Linked DNA regions of Homo sapiens: region 1 is linked to region 2. The links are chromatin loops, found by intact Hi-C in ENCODE. Cell type or tissue: CD4-positive, alpha-beta T cell. All regions are shown on one strand. Links, peaks and the distances in the headings refer to the core of each region. The heading gives the core; the rest is flanking DNA. Region 1 has its middle 67 kb from the start of SMIM36. Region 2 overlaps LOC101927389 (a long non-coding RNA gene).

The links. A loop is a pair of places that touch in the nucleus more often than their neighbours do. Peaks named below come from ENCODE experiments on the same cell type or tissue, not always from the same donor. Only the 100,000 strongest peaks of a DNase experiment are listed, where the experiment ranks them.
Region 1: it touches region 2 in a loop (4-fold over the local background); 8 of 110 quality-filtered maps call a loop at or near these places.

Annotation. Positions count from the first base shown.
Region 1 is chr17:55,576,632-55,579,451 of GRCh38, reverse strand. No RefSeq gene overlaps it. Among named protein-coding and RNA genes, the nearest start is that of SMIM36, 67 kb to the right of the region's middle. RefSeq lists enhancers at 2,490-2,559, 2,239-2,820. In CD4-positive, alpha-beta T cell, for the core only: no CTCF peak of the experiment used is centred there; DNase peaks (open chromatin) are centred at 1,571 and 2,231; H3K4me3 peaks cover 1,296 bases; H3K27ac peaks cover 1,150 bases.
Region 2 is chr17:55,633,969-55,636,788 of GRCh38, reverse strand. The region is part of intron 2 of LOC101927389 (a long non-coding RNA gene); the gene reads right to left. Among named protein-coding and RNA genes, the nearest start is that of TMEM100, 87 kb to the left of the region's middle. In CD4-positive, alpha-beta T cell, for the core only: no CTCF peak of the experiment used is centred there; no DNase peak of the experiment used is centred there.

The DNA.
Region 1 (2,820 bases), core at 130-2,629, 57 kb after region 2:
ACAGAGTTTTTCCATACAATTTCAGGGCCCTTGCTTTTGTGACGCTAATTGCATTAGCACTAAGTGAAGGCCAAATGACCCCACAGAGCACTTTTTAATTGAAGGTTTACAGTTGTACAGAGAAAGGAATTGAAAACTGAAACATCACGTAGAAGAACATCACATAGATACCTTAAATGCAAAACTCCTTGTGCTGTGTCTGTCAGTAGTCTGTTAAGTTGTGAGTGGATGCTATGATATCCACTTCTCAGTATAAGTAAGAGTAATAGATTCATGTGAAGAAATGTCATTCAGTTTTTTGGGCTGTAATGCCTATAATAATTATTAAAAACAATTATAGGTTGGGTGCAGTGGCTTACGCCTATAATCCCAACACTTTGGGAGGTCAAGGCAGACCAATTGCTTGAGGTCAGGAGTTTGATACCAGCCTGGTCAACATGGCAAAGCCCCATCTCTACTAAAATTACAAAAATTAGCAGGGTAGGATGGCACATGCCTGTAAACCCAGCTACGTTAAGAGGCTGAGGCATGAGAATCGCTTGAACCCAGGAGGCAGAGGTTACGGTGAGCCAAGATGGCGCCACTGCGCTCCAGCCTGGGTGATAGAGTGAGACTCTGTCTCAAACAAACAAACAAGAAATTATAAATATATATTTATATATTTAGCCCAGTTAGAATTTCTCCTGGTTTTATATATATACACATATATACACACACACACATATATATGTATATATATAAATTATATATATAAAATAAACCAGGAACACACACACATATATATAATTATATATATATAATCGCATATACATATAATCTTGTTATTTCAACAGCTTTTGGGGTACAAGTGGTTTTTGGTCATATGGATGAATTGTATAGTGGTGAAGTCAGATTTTAGTGCACTGGTCACCAAGGAGTGTACATTGTACCCAATATGTGATTTTTCATCCCTCACCCCTGCTCACTCGCCCCACTTCTGAGTATCCAGTGTCCATTATACCTCTCTGTATGCTTTTGTGTACCCATAGCTTAGCTCCCACTTAGAAGTCAGAATATATATTTGGTTTTCCATTTCTGAGTTACTTCACTTAGAATGATAGCCTCTAACTCCATCCAAGTTGCTGCAAAAGACATCATTTTGTTTATTTTTTATGGCTGAGTAGTATTCCATGGTGTATATATAACACATTTTCATTATCCACTTATCAATTGATGGTCCATTATCTTTGCAATTGTGAATTGTGCTGCCATAAACATATACATGCAGGTGTCTTTTCAATATCACTACTTCTTTTCCTTTGGGTAGATACCCAGTAGTAGGACTGCTGGATTGAATGGTAGATTTACTTTTAGTTCTTTGAGAAATAGCCATAATGCTTTTCATAGAGGGCTGTGCTAATGATGGCGCCTGCAGCCCATCTGGGGCAGCCGCTGCCATTACGCTGGCTGCAACAGCGAAGCTCAGCCAGGGCTGCACACTCCGTGGAGCTGGCAACAAGTGGGAATCACAACACTTCCGAGCTGATGGGGAGGGAATTCCCCAGGTGCAGCCACAACAGCCCAAGTCATGGCTGCAGACTCGGGCCTCCCACTCCACAGAGCAGGAAGGAGCCCCACCCCCTCGGGCACAGCTGCAGCCACCAAACCCAGACTGCACAGTCGGGCATCTCTGCACTGTCGGGGCATGGGAAGGCCTCCCCTGAGAGGAGGAGAATCTCTTGAACCCGGAGGCGGAGGTTGCTGTGGGTCAAGATCGCGCCACTGCGCTCCTGCCTGGGCAACAAAGGCGAAACTCCGTCTCAAAAAAAAAAAAAAAATTTTTGAAGTAGGGACTATTATTATTCCTATTTTACAGATAATGAAACTGAAGTCTTCAAGGAGATTATATAATTTGCCTATGTTTACACAGCTACCACGTAGAAAATGTGGGATGCTACGCAGTCTAACAGCTTTCATTTTCAACCGCATGTGATACTGATTCCTGCTGTGAAAGAAAGAATGGTAATTTCTTGGAGTTACAGTTCAGGGAACTATAACAGTGGGCCCTGACACAGTATGGTGCGGGGAGAGGGTCCAAGAAGGCTTTTCCTGAGGAAATGAGGTTTCAGCAGAGAAATGAAGGGGAAAAAAGGAGTTAACTAGGCATGTGGAAGTTGGAGGAGCTTTGTATGTAGAGGAAACCGCATGCAGGGCGGGCCTGGGTTGGAAAGCAGCATTATGCTCTTGAAGAAGTGAAAGTTCATTCCACGGGCTGTTGTTCACTTCATGGTGGCGAGGCTGGAAGTGATGATGACTGTGTGTGCCATGGGGAGAGAAATGAACTGATGTGGGTCAGTGCATTTCTGCTCTGACTACCCGGGGGCCCATCACTACAGCAGTGGCCTTATTTTTCCTATTAAGTCTCTTTCAGTTTGAGTTCAAGATCACTAGCATATTATCCTTTTCTCAGCCCTGTGTCTGCCTTCTCATTAGTATTTGGATGAAGATGAAACTCCTTAAAATCCCTCCGAGTGCTGCGTGGGCTGGAGGCTTCTGCTCTCCGCTGTCCTTTTCACCCTGCTCCCTCCTACTCTCTGTGCTCCCAGCTTCTCACTACGCTGAATATTTTTTTTCAGTCCTTTATGCTCCTTTTGTCTCCTTTTGTCTGAGTGATTGTCCTTTCCCTCTTTGCTTGTTCATGTATTCAAAAATTATTTTCTAGCACCTGCTATGTGTTAGGCACTGTTGTAGGCACTGGAGTTACAACTAAAATTCAAGACATGTATGGAGGGGTTGGGTTGGGAAGGGCAGACAGAGAAAAAAGAGGAAGTAAACAAGAAG
Region 2 (2,820 bases), core at 275-2,774:
TCTGATTGTGATTATCTGAGATCTTAAGGAATTGAAATACTTCATCAAGAAATATAGAGCTATTATCTAGGTGAGCTAATATCAGTGTGAGTTACTCAAACTTAATGTTATCCAGAGAGGATCATCCAACCTAGTCCAACTTTCACATCAGGCTAAACAAAGAAAATGATGACACATGTAGGAGCACACTAAAGTGGTTAGATAAGGCTGCTTACAGGAGGAAGCCTCTGCCTCGGGGGCTCTGTCCACTTTCAGAAAAGCTTCTTAACAACTAAGGAAGGCAGTGTATCTACATATCCCTAGCTCATTCTACATATAAACACACTGGGTGGGGAACTCTTCTTGACTCAATAGGGAGTGCTTAATCAGCAATTGAGCATTATCAGGTGTTCTGTTTAATAACTATTTACCGAGTATTTATTATGTGTCAAGTACTGAGTCTGCGTGCTAGGAACACAGAGGTGAATAAAACCTGTCATCACCCTTAAATAACTCACTGTCCAATGTGAACATATATACTCCATTGTTAGGATAGAAAACCTTATTTTACTTTTTTAGAGAAAACTAATTGGCTGATAATGGCTACCCGAAGAACTGGTTGAGAAGGATTCAACCAGTGGACAGAGCTGTGAAGCTTTCAGGTACAGATACGAAAATACTGTGATTACTTAACAATTTTTGCCACATGAGGAAACAGGGAAAATAGCATAAGCACGCAAGCCACGTACCTCCCAACTCCGTTCCTTTAACTGCAGTAAATGATATTAAAAGCCCATTATAGGTTCTACTTTCAATTGTCACATATTATTTATACAACTATACTGTGTTTTCATTATCCTCCCTAGTAATTACCATTGTGTTTAGTAATCAACACCACTGATTTACGCAAGTTACTTTCAAGTCAATCACTCTAGCACTTAAAAACAATAGCTTTGAATGGGGTTATTTCCTGGGAGAATGTTAAATGTTTCCAGGTTCAGATATCCAAGGAAAGGCGGCTCCCTGCATGTAAGGGAAGAGAATGAAAGTTTTCTGGCAGCTGGACCAAGATAAAGTGTTCAAATAAGTGCTATAGTTGGTAGGGAGTGAATGGGAGTAACTCACTGTTTCCTGCCTGAAAGTGTACTGTTGGATGCATTCAGCTGCCTAAGGCAGCATGCTTTTAATTACTGATATAAATCCTGATAAGGTCCCTCAAGGGATCAGAAATAACCTTTAGCCATTCTGTCTGCAAACAATAGCAAGGCTGCAAAGGAAAGGTAACTGGTGCAAATGGTTGCACGGGAACTCTGTTATGTCCAATTTATTGTGTAAGCTTCACACCCCTGAGCTGGCTGCCCACACATCTGGGTTCCAATCCAAGATTTTTAACCTACGAAGACAGACTCTAAAGTCTCATGTCTCAGCAGACTAAAGGCTGAACCTAAATCCTGGAAAGGGATGAAAATGAAAGTTAGACATGATCGTGGACAGAGCTGTGATCTTGTGCTGTAACTGAAGGAGAGGAAGTGGGAGAAAAGATCCACTCCTTAGTGTATACTTTGTACCAAATGCTTTAGTTCTCACTCTAAATGTAAAGGGGTCAAGCTTTTAGGTTCAGATAAATGGATTTGAGGACATTCTCAAACATGGGCCAAGAAAGAGACATGGCATCCCTTGTCGACAGTTGTGGAATAAAAACCCTACAAGGAAGATATCAGATGCACCATCTGAGAAGGGAGGCAAGTCAGAAACAAACAGATCATATGAAATCTAGACACCAATCTAAATATGGTTAGGCACAAAAGCAAGTTCAGGTTTGCAGATTAAAATGGCAGGGAGCCGTGAAAGCTCTTGCCAGATTTTCTATCTCTCACCATCCTAAATCTGACTCCTAGAATCCCAGCCAAAGCCAGAAGCGGCCTCCCCATCTTCATGTGAGAGAAATTCAGTAGGTATTTGGCCCTGTCAATGTAAAAGCTTTTCAATGAGACTGCAACTTTATCAAGGAGAATGATGAAATGAATGAAGACATATGCTTGTCTCACGAACAAGGTCAAACTTGCTTTCCCATTGCATTTGACCTGGGGTGGTTGATATTTCCTCTATTAAAATCTTGGTAAAGATTGAATTTATTTTCTTCCTGAGGGAGTAATCCTTCAAAATAAAAACAACAACAACAAAAGACAAACCAATTTTAGAAGAAGAGGAATGTGTGGGAAGAAGACTGTGAGAGCTATGTTTCTTTGGAGTTGATTCTCTTAGGCTTTAGTCGGGGACTCATAAAGTTGCCTTTCATCTTAAATATGAAAAATATAGCAAGTTCACCCCATCTATCATCAGTTCCAGGGAGGCATGTGTTTATGAAAAGAGTTTATTAACTGGATGTCACTGGATTTTCTGGAAGAAAATATGGTATTCTCAATTTAGGAACTCTCTGTTCATTTATGCCCTAACTAGATAAAATCTGCAATATTAATTTTGGTAAACAGAAACTCTAACTCTACATTGGACAGAGATTCAACCTATTACCTCACCTTTGAAAATAAAATAAAAACATCTCTTTCCTCAGGCATACAAATTTGCAAGGTACAAATGTCTTTATAACTGCCATCAAGTATAACACTCAGCCTAATCCCCACGATACAAAATAAGTAAACTGGGGTTCATTCAGGCTAAAAAATGACTATTCAAGGTCACTTAAAGCTAGAATTTTAATTCAGTTCTTCAGACACTGCTATGGTCTAAATGTTTTGTGTCCCACCAAAATTTACATGTTGAAATCCTGAGCCCCAATGTGATAGTATTAAGGAGTAGGGCCTTTGGGAAGTGAGTAAGTCA